Regions from separate parts of the Homo sapiens genome. Here region 2 is linked to region 1. A link is an interaction called in ENCODE POLR2A ChIA-PET data of the cell type or tissue named here. Cell type or tissue: Panc1. All regions are shown on one strand. Links, peaks and the distances in the headings refer to the core of each region. The heading gives the core; the rest is flanking DNA.

What was found. Peaks named below come from ENCODE experiments on the same cell type or tissue, not always from the same donor. Only the 100,000 strongest peaks of a DNase experiment are listed, where the experiment ranks them.
Region 2: POLR2A ChIA-PET joins it to region 1 with 16 read pairs; 3 of 35 experiments call an interaction of 5 or more read pairs at or near these places.

Annotation. Positions count from the first base shown.
Region 1 is chr1:150,037,748-150,043,127 of GRCh38, forward strand. All of the region lies in intron 1 of LOC124904413 (a long non-coding RNA gene), which reads left to right. It also overlaps a transcript of OTUD7B not described here. Among named protein-coding and RNA genes, the nearest start is that of VPS45, 27 kb to the right of the region's middle. In Panc1, for the core only: no CTCF peak of the experiment used is centred there; no DNase peak of the experiment used is centred there.
Region 2 is chr1:149,940,955-149,946,334 of GRCh38, forward strand. It overlaps OTUD7B (OTU deubiquitinase 7B), which reads right to left. Exons shown (of 12, transcript NM_020205.4): 12 at 1-4,111. The coding sequence ends at 2,903. Among named protein-coding and RNA genes, the nearest start is that of MTMR11, 6.8 kb to the left of the region's middle. In Panc1, for the core only: a CTCF peak has its summit at 1,496 (motif pointing left); no DNase peak of the experiment used is centred there; H3K27ac peaks cover 1,232 bases.

The DNA of each region.
Region 1 (5,380 bases), core at 218-5,217:
CCCAACTAATTTTTGTATTTTCAGCTGAGACGGGGTTTCAATCATTCTGATATCTTTTAAATAAAATATTTATTTTATATCTCTTTTTAAATCTAACAAACGAATATATTTATAAACTGGTAGCTTTGTTTGTTTTTTTCAGATGGAGTCCCATTCTGTTGCCCAGGCTGGAGTGCAGTGGTGCAATCATAGCTCACTGCAGCCTCCACCTCCCCAGGCTCAGGGCACCTCAGCCTCCCAAGTAGTTGGGACTACAGGCATGCCTTCACACCCTAATTTTTGTATTTTTGTTGTAGTGACAGGGTCTTGCTGTGTTGCCCAGGCTGGTCTCAAACTCCTGTGCTCAAGCAGTCCACCCGCCTCAGCCTCCCAAAGTGCTAGGATTACAGGCGTGAACCACTGGGCCCAGCTAAACTGGTGCTGTAATCCATTTATCCTAATTATTGTGATTACTGACACATTTAAATGAGTTATTTTCCCCCACTTTATTTTTTTGCTTTTTAGATTTCTTTTCCATACCCTTTTCTCTTCACTTCCTGCTTTCTATTGGATTGACTATGTTTTCTTTATTCTTTCTTTCCTCTATTTAGTATCCAAGTTTTACATTTTATTTTCATTCTTTAAATTGTTTATTTATTTATTTATTTTTACTTTTTTGAGGCAGGGTCTCACTGTGTTGCCCAGGCTGGAGTGCTGTGGCATGATCTCAGCTCACTGCAATCTCCACCTCCTGGGTTCAAGTAATTCTCCCACCTCAGCCTCCTGAGTAGCTGGAACCACAGGCACACACCGCCACACCTGGCTAATTTTTGTATTTTTAGTAGAGACGGGATTTCGTCATGTTGCCCAGGCTGGTCTTGAACTCCTGAGCTCAAATGATTCACCCACCTCAGCCTCCCAAAGTGCTGGGATTACAGGCATGAGCCACCTCGCCCAGCCTAAGTTGTTATTCTTAATTTTTATTATGCATTCTTAAATTATAAAGTCTAAAATTATGGCACTTCATGATTTTTGAGTTTTATGTTTTGCTTAGAAAAGCTAATCTCAGTTTCAAGAATAAAAATTATTTTTATTTTCTGTAGTACTTTTATAATTTTTGTCTGTACATTTTAGTAATTAACTCATCTATAATTCTTTCTGTGTAGGGTTTCAGGGAGGGAATCTACCTTTATTTAGTGTCCAAATAAATAACTAATGGTCTGAACACCTCTTATACTGTCCATTTCTTCCCCACTGATTTGAAATGTAATCTTTATTATTAAGTAAATTTCCATATATATGGATCTATTTTGATACATTCTACTCTATTCCAATCTATTTAGCTTTCCTTTGCCATTACTAAACTATCTTAATTACTCTTGTCTTTCTAATATCTAATAGAGCAAGTTCTTCCAGCCCTATATGCTATTCATTGCTCTTTAAAAACAGAAAAGAAAAAACTTTTACAATTGTCTGTTCTTGTCTATATTCTCTCTTCATATGTCAAGTTCCTATCCTCAATTCTCTCTTCATATGTCAAATTCCTATCAAGGTTTTGATTGAGATTACATTGAATTTAATGATTAATTGAGAGATTACCATAATCATAAGACTGAATATTATCATAAATTATATTATCTCTTCATTTATTAAAAAAAAAATTTTTTTTGAGACGGATTCTCGCTCTGTCACCCAGGCTGGAGTGCAGTGGCGCGATCTAGGCTCACTGCAAGCTCCGTCTCCCGGGTTCAAGCCATTCTCCTGCCTCGGCCTCCCAGTAGCTGGGACTACAGGTGCCCACCACCATGCCCAGTTAATTTTTTGTATTTTTAATAGAGACAGAGTTTCACCGTGTTAGCCAGGATAGGCTCAATCTCCTGACCTCGTGATCGCCTGCCTCGGCCTCCCGAAGTGCTGGGATTACAGGCATGAGCCACTGCGCCTGGCCTATTCAAAATGTTTTAAAGTGTCTTTCAGAAAATATTTATACTTTCTTTCTCATATAAGTGTTACACATTTCTTGTCCAGTTTAGGCTTTTGTTATTCTTATAAATGTAATTTTTTTCCTCTACATTTTTTCATTAGTTATTGTGGCATAAGAGCAGATACTGATTTTGTTTTCCTTATACGGAGCCATTTTATTGCACTCTCATTAATTCAAATTAGTGCTTCATTGGTTGTCTTAGATTACCTCTATTGCCTGTGTATATAATGATTTTTGTTGCTTCCTTTCCAGTATTTAACTCATTTCTATGTTTCTTTTCCATTGGCTAAGACCTCTAGAACACTGTTGAATAGCAGCAGTTATAGCAGGCATTTTTTGTGTTATTCATGAAAAGCCTTCTAACGTTTCATAATAAACTGTGATGTTTAAGTTTTTAAATAGATAGCCTACATCAAATTAAGGAAATTTCCTTTTCCTAGCTTACAATAGCTTTTATCAGGAATGGGAGTTAAATTTTATCAATAGGGTTTTCAGTATCTTAGAAAGATGATCTCTTTTATTATTTTTCTTTCAGTATACTGAACATATTCCTTAAGGTCAACCACAGTTGGATCAAACCTACTTGGTTAATTCAGTTCATTCAATTCAACAAATATTCATGTACTTAATATATGCCAGGCAGCTTTCTGGCCACTTAGCTTGTATTAAAGGAACTCACAATGATTCCTACCCTCATGGAGCTTATATTCTAGTAGATATCCATGATCTATTTTTTGTTTAACCTGTTGTTGAATTAAAATTGCTAATTTTTGATTTAATATTTTTATATTTACATTTATAAATGAGATTGATACAAGTATTTCTTTCTGTGCCATACTTGTTTGCTTCCCTTATTAAGATTTACCTTACAGAAATATATTGCAAATGTCTCATTATTTTCTATGCTATGGAAATGTGAAAGTAACAAATGAATTTGTCTCTTCTTTAGAGATTATCTATAACTTGCCCATAAAATCACCTAGACTTGAGACCTTTTCTTTCCTTTTTTTTTTTTTTGAGATGGAGTCTCACTCTGTTGCCCAGGCTGGAGTGCAATGGTGCAGTCACTGCTCACTGCAACATCTGCCTCCTGGGTTTAAGCCATTCTCCTGCCCCAGCCTCCCAAATAGCTGGGATTACAGGTTCCCGCCACCATGCCCAGCTAATTTTTGTATTTTTAGTAGAGACAGGGTTTCGCCATGTTGACCAGGCTGGTCTCAAATTTGTGACTTCAAGAGATCTGCCCTCCTCGGCCTCCCAAAGTGCTGGGATTACAGGTGTTTGCCACAGCGCCTGGCCTCTTTTCCTTTTTTTAATTAAAAAAATTTGTTTCATCGTAGTTAAAAAAATACATACAATTTACCATCTTAATAATTTTTAAGTGTACAGTTCAGTCATGTTAACTATATTGTGCTCTTTTTCTTCTTCAATAATTTTTTTTAATATCTTAGATTCCCCACCTCTTTTTGAGTCAATTTTGGTTTGTTATATACTTAGATAAATTTCACCCGAATTTTAAATTTATTGCTATAAGGTAATATGCAATACATTAGTATGCTTTTAAAATCTTCACTATTTCTGTGATTATATGTCCTTTTCATTCCAATGCTTTGTTGTTGTTGTTTTTGTTTGTTTGTTTCGAGACAGAGTCTCACTCTGTTGCTCAGGCTGGAGTGCAGTGGTGCCATCTCAGCTCACTGCATCCTCCGCCTCCCGCGTTCAAGCGATTCTCATGCCTCAGCCTCCAGAGTAGCTGGGATTACAGGCTCATGCCACCACACCCGGCTAATTTTTTGTATTTTTAGTAGAGATGGGGTTTCACAATGTTGGCCAGGCTGGTCTCAAACTCCTGGCCTCAAGTGATCCACCCACCTCGGCCTCCCAAAGTGCTAGGAAAACAGGCGTGAGCCACTGCACCTGGCCCTGATGCTATTTTTATATTTTCTCTCCTTCTCCATCTTTCTTTTTTTAATCAGACTTGCCAAAGATTGGTCTGTTTTATTGGTTATCAAATAATCAGATTTTTAGTACACTAATTGAGTGTGCCTTTTATTGTTTGTTTTTTATTTCATTAATTTCTGCTTTATCTCTTTTAATTCCATCCCCCAACTTTTAAAAGAGTTGTTTGTAATGTTCTTTGCCTAGCTTATTGAGTTTAATGTTTGGTTCATTGATTTTCAATCTTTTATGTTCTTTGAGTGCATTTCTAAAGCTATACATCTTCTTTTGAATGCCACTTTCTGTACACTATAGGTTTTGCTTTGTAATGTTTTCAGTATTGTCTTTAATTTCCATTTTGATTTACCCTTTAACCCAAGAATTCTTTCTTTCTTTATTTATTTTTTTGAGACAGAGTCTCACTCTGTCACCCAGGCTGGAATGCAGAGGTGCAGACCCTCCCTCCCTCCCTCCCTCCCTCCCTCCCTCCCTCCCTTCCTTCCTCCCTTCCTTCCTTCCTTCCTCCCTCCCTTCCTCCCTTCCTTCCTTCATCTCACTCTGTCGCCCAGGCTGGAATGCAGTGGCGCGGACTCGACTCACTGCAACCTCCATCTCCCAGGTTCAAGCAATTCTCGTGCCTCAATCTCCCAAGTAGCTGAGATTACAGGCGCCCACCACCACACCCAGCTAATTTTTGTATTTTTAGTAGAGATGGAGTTTCACCATGTTGGCCAGGCTGGTCTCGAGCTCCTGACCTCAGGTGATCCGCCCCCGCTCAGCCTCCCTAAGTGCTGGGATTACAGGTTTGAGCCACCGCAACCCGCCCCAAGAGTTCTTTTTACCTTACAAGCAGATAGTTACCTTTTTAGTTACCTGTTGGCACTATACATATTTTTTTCCTCCCACTCCTCCCTTTACACTCATTTCCACCCAGAGAACTAGTCCTCCACTTTAGGGCTGAGACTCCCAAGACTGGCCCCATCCACTGGGCTAATGAGCAGCATGCCCTCATTTCACCCTGCTCCTTCTTGTAAGAGTCATTTTACACATTTGTCTTTCCCACTTAGCTGAGGCCCTAAGGTAAGGAATTTAGAGATCTTTCCCACCACTAAGGCCCTAAGGTAAGGAATTCAGAATGTATCTCTGAATACATTCAGAAATGTAAGAAACTCAGTTTTAAAGCAGAAAAATTATATATCACTATGTCTATATAGTAGTTATAGCCAATGTCCCTAAACAGAAAATTGTCCAATGGTGCAAAGGAATTAGTAAGAATATCTATAATTTCTAGATCCACATTTCAAATCTCATATTAAAATAGATAACATTATTTGTTTTTAAACTAAATTCTTCATATAAAATACATTCAGAAATGTATTCAGAGATACATTTCCAACAATGATTCTCAAAGCAAAGTCCAGAGACCTTTGCACCAGCATCGCCAGTGGTACTATTATAAGTATATATACTGAGCCCCAT
Region 2 (5,380 bases), core at 96-5,095, 97 kb before region 1:
TCTCATCCTTAGAATGGAGAGGTTTTTCAATGCCTCAATAAATAGTTACCCTCCCAAATAAAAAAAATAATTTATTTCTTAATAAAAAGCTATAAGGCCTAAAGCCCCATTTTACCATATTCACCCCTAGACCACCCCTCAAAATTTCCATCTTTTTTTATTTGAAAATAAAGCAAACGGAATTGGGATTGGCTAACTTATAAATAAAAACAAACATGATACAAGGTTTTTTGTTCATTTGTCCTTAGTTTTTAAAAACAAAAGTGTTAACTAGAATCTAACAACAGATCAAATCCAAACACAGCAGTCCAGTGGAGAATCAAAACTTTTCCGGCTTTATTCTCTGGGAAAACCCCTGGTCTGTTTTCATTCCTATTGGTCCAGGCCACCATTCTATGATATGAAGGCCTAAATTAGGAAAGCTAGGTGAGCTGTGCAAATTCAGGGTGTCTGAGCCACCTGTTGTTTGGTGTGTGATGGGGGTGGAGGCGCACACAGTGGTGTTCTCGCTAGTGTTCAAATCACAGAAACAGGGACGTAACTAGGGTGAGGTGAGCAAAGCACTCACCTTGGGCACAAAATTTAAGGAGTGCCAAAAAACCCAGTAACCAAGATAAATACTATTTTAATGCAACATTTTTAAAAAATCACAATTAATGTAAAAAGTCTATGATGGACAATGTATCAAAAATTTAAATAAGAAGGATTCATCCCCATACTTATTCAATTCAGCCTCACTTCCCTCCTCCTAATCTCAGTCCTGTCAGATCCTGTAAGATTTCGCTATTTTATCCAACATAAATTTTTTGCATTAATTTTTTTAAATACTGCATTTTTTATAGTATCTTGATTAATGAGTTTTATAGTAACCCTTAAATTTTGCAACTTAGGGGAGTGCTCATCTCATACCAGGTTCCAGACCTGCCTAGACATATACACATCCCTTCCTTTGGAATCTCACTGCTTCCTTAACACAAATCTATTTTCAAAGAAAACCCTAAGAATTAATAGCCATAGGAAATTATTAAATCAGATTTGGAAAATAGGTGACTTCTGAGTTTGTTGAGGAGAAAATAACCTTTATAAACCGTGAGCATTTCCAACAAGGACAATCTTGACTGGCTACCGAGGAGGAAAACACACACACATATGCACGCACGCACATGCATGCACGCTCAAGTGCTTTAGATCAAATGTGGGGATTACGTTCCAAGGGATGGGTTATGAGTACATACCTCAAAAGAGAAATCCAAACACAGAAAAACAGCCCCAGTTAATACTCTGGACACATAAGTACACTTATTCCCCTTCTTCACATGCACCCGGGAGTGTATACAATTGCATAGTTGACTTTTTTTCCCGGAAAAAAATATAAAGAAAAAGGAAAATTGGCCCAGGATAGGTCTTCCGGTTTAAAGCTCTTAGAAATGGCTCTGGCCAGAGCATAGGCTGTTCAGACTTGTGCTTTGTGCAAAATGCGAAGGAGCTCCCCCTACTGTGTCCGCATCCCCACTCCCAGCCCCTAGAGAACAGGGAAGGGTCAGGGAAAGGGAGAAACCTAAAGACAGATCAGCTCATTGGGAGTCATCTGTGCTCTGTGGTTATAGTTCACTAAAATATATTTCTCTAACTACCTTTTTATAAATTGCCCCTATATGTTTCAACATCAGTCCTAATATCAAAAATATCTCTTCTTAGAAAGTATTTTTAATTATTTTAATAAACTAACCACAGATTAAGGTCAGCTATGGCTTAACAAAAGAAGCCGGGATGTTAAGTTCATTCTCCAAAAGTAGAGCAAAGGGAGAAAGAACCACTTAAGTAGGAGGAAAAAAAATCATTTTTTAAATGTTTTTGCTTGCTGGGGTCTTTTTATTTCTTTTCCTTAAAAAAAAAAGTCAATAAAATAAGTTGCTTTCTACAGAAACGCAGCAGCCACAGAGGCCTGTAATGCTCTACTTAGGTTTTTGGTTTTGTTTGAAACAGCCTCTGGCTAAAATGTCTGTCCTCCCACCCCTCCCAAGGTGCACTCAAACCCCAACGTATGGTTATTGCTGTGGTTAAAAAATAGATCAGCTCTGCCCCAATTCACCTGGAGAAAATGCAACACACATGACGGCTGTTCTCACCACACTCTTCCCTTTAAACAAATACAATTAAAGACTTAGATGAGGAAAAGACAGGGGGTAATCAGCAATCTCTTCTCAAACTGTAACAGATGACATATGACTGCTTGGAAGGAAATAAACCTTAAGAGGAAAAGGATTTCCCTCTTAAGTTCCTCCCTTTCCCATCTAAACAAACGGATTTAAACTACCCCCACCTCCTAACAGGCACCCATGAGGACACATTACTGCCTTGTCTTTCCAGATCCTTCAAGGGGAAGAATTTATCCAACCTTAATTTCTAGCTTAATTCAAATCAATAGCAAATGTGTCCAATTTCCCACTTCCCCTCCACACTTCTCACTCCACCATGTGCTTTTTCCCAACCTAAAGAACTTTGGTTTTATTGACTGAGAACCTCCTTTGCCCATTCCTCCCCAAGACTTCTGCCCACCTCCCACCCCCACACACCAAACCTTCCCCTGCTACTTTCTCTTAGGTCCCTGGATGGGACCCAGGAGGTTATAAGACAGAATCGCCATCTTTTCCCCTTGTACCTCAAACCTCATCAAGTCAAGCTCTGCAGAGGAATAGTACAGCCCCTGAGGTGCCATCCAGCCCCGACCTGCTCTTGCCAGCCTGGCAGCACTCCTGTGTGCACACACTTAAAAGTTTCCAGCCAGGCTCCCACAAACATTACTGCATTTTCCCCCTCAACATGGGGACTGTGTTCTTGATGAGCCAATTAGTTGAGCTTAACTTTGTTTAGCCTCCTTGCCCTTCAGTGTTCCACCCGTTCAGAACCTGTGCACCAGGAGCTCCCCATCCGGTTCCCGCTCCCTCCTCCTCAGTTCTTCCCTGTAACAACAGGAACAGAAGTTGTTTGTCTCAGGGTGTCCATAGAAGCTGCAGTTCGGTTGTTTGCATTTGGTCTGAGTTGGGGGAAGGCCCCGGAGACCTCCAGCCCATCCATCTGGCTCAGGGGGCTCTCTGTAGCCATTGCTATAGGAATCAGCCACTCGGTAGGGGGGTGGTAACAAGGCACCCCTGTGAAGTCCATCCTTAGAGTGGCTGCCTGGCTCCAGAGAAGGGATGCTGTCCTGGTGGGGGTAGGGTCGCCCAGGAGGGCACTGTCTGGGGAAGGTGGCATATGGTGGTAGGCCCCCGACACATGGACCCCCTGCCAACTGCCTCCGGGGTTCCTGGCAGTGGACTCCGCCCCCAGACGGCCGAGGGATAGTAAAGTCCCCAGGGTAGCCAGTGGAAAATGCCATTGCCCTGGACTCTGCTGGGGGACCGGTCGGCTGCTCTTCCCTAGCATCTGGCTCTGGCTTTTTGGCTGGAGGAGGGCCACCCCCTATTCCTCCATTCATGATCTTCCTCTCTGCCTCCTTCTGCTTCTGTTCTGCCAGGAATCTCTCCTCAGCATCAGAAAGGTAGCGCTGGATCATTTCCTCCTGATACTGGTGACGGTGACCCATCTTCAGGGTTCCAACAAAAATAAACTTCCCCTCCCCTTGCATGGCAGTCCTCAGAATGCTCAGGCTCTGCATCACCTCCTGGCTATACTTGCTCCCTCCGTTACCAACAGACTCAGCTGGGGGCTTCTCAGACACAGGCCCATCCCCAGCTGCCTCCTCCTTGCCACCCTTCCAGCTCTTCAGTGAGTTTTTCTTCTTCTTCTCCAGTGTCTCAGTGCCGCTGCTTCCTCCCAACCCTGTCCCCACCCCTCCAGGCTTTGAACCCTTGCTGTGCATCAGGCCCCCCATGTTCTTCTTGAGCTTGCTGCCCAAGGTTTTGCCAAAGCTGCCCAGTTTGTTAGCCACAGAATCTGCTCTCTTCTTGTCCTTCTCCCGATCTCGCTTTGACTTCTCCTTCCGCCGGCCGCCCTCGTTGCTGGTGGAACTGCTGCCAACTGACTCCTTGTCTGAGTCTCCAGACTCAGGAGTGGACCGGGGCTCATCTCCAGCTGAGGCGGTGGGGGACTCAGGCTGGGCCAGAGGAGCCTGGAAGAGACAAGAACACTGTTGACAGTTATCCCAGCAGCCTGGGGTGGGGGAATCCCCCAGGGACCTCTAGCCCATCCATCTGGCTCAGGGAGCTCCCTGCAGCCATGGCTATAGAAATTAGCCAGGTAGAAAAGGATGGACACCTATGAACTCCGTCCTCTGAGTGATTGCCTAGTGACTGCCTTGCTCCAGAGAAGGGCTTCTGTCATGATGAGGGAAGGGTCACCCAGGATGGCACTGTCCTTCCTGGGTTCCAGTCAGTCAGCTTTCTCCCCCACTGCAATCTGACTCCCTTCTGTAATAAGGAGATAGTAGAATAAAGCCTTACTGTTCATTTAGAACAATGAGCAACCATATGATACGTGGCTTCCGGGTGAGAGGCCCAGACATTAGAATGTTCTTTATTATACATTTCTCTATGCCAAATTCTGCTCGAAACTAATCTCAAGAAAGTCTTGACTAATCAAAACTAACCAAGTCTAGCCACTTTGCATCCCCTCAACTTTTATACATTCTGCATTGGAGTTATCAATTTGACCCTACTCCTGTGCTCCTGTTCTAACTCAGAGCCCACTGAATTAGGAGCTCTTTAAGCTACTCCGTCTCCTAGTGCCCAAAACAGAGGTCTATCTACAGAAGACTTTGGACGAAATAATGATCATCTCAAGTTCAACAAACAGTCCAGAAAACCTTTCTTAAAGAATATGTTAAGCCAGGCACGGTGGCTCATGCCTGTAATCCCAGCACTTTGGGAGGCCGAGGTGGGTGGATCACCTGAGGTCGGGAGTTCCAGACCAGCCTGACCAACATGGAGAAACCCCATCTCTACTAAAAATACAAAATTAGCCGGACGTGGTGGTGCATGTCTGTAATCCCAGCTACTCAGGAGGCTGAGGCAGGAGAATCGCTTGAACCCAGGAGGCGGAGGTTGCAATAAGCTGAGATCGCACCATTGCACTCCAGCCTGGGCAAAAAGAGTGAAACTCCATCTCAAAGAAAAATAATAATAATAATAATAATATGTTTTAGGTCAGGCGCGGTGGCTCACGCCTGTAATCCCAGCACTTTCGGGGGCCAAGGCAGGCGGATCACAAGACCAGCCTGGCCAACATGGCGAAACCCCATCTCTACTAAAAATAGAAAAATTAGCTGGACATGGTGGCGGGCACCTGCAATCTCAGCTACTCGGGAGGCTGAGGCAGGAGAATCGCTTGAACCCAAGAGGTGGAGGTTGCAGTGAGCTGAGATCGTGTCATTGCACTCCAG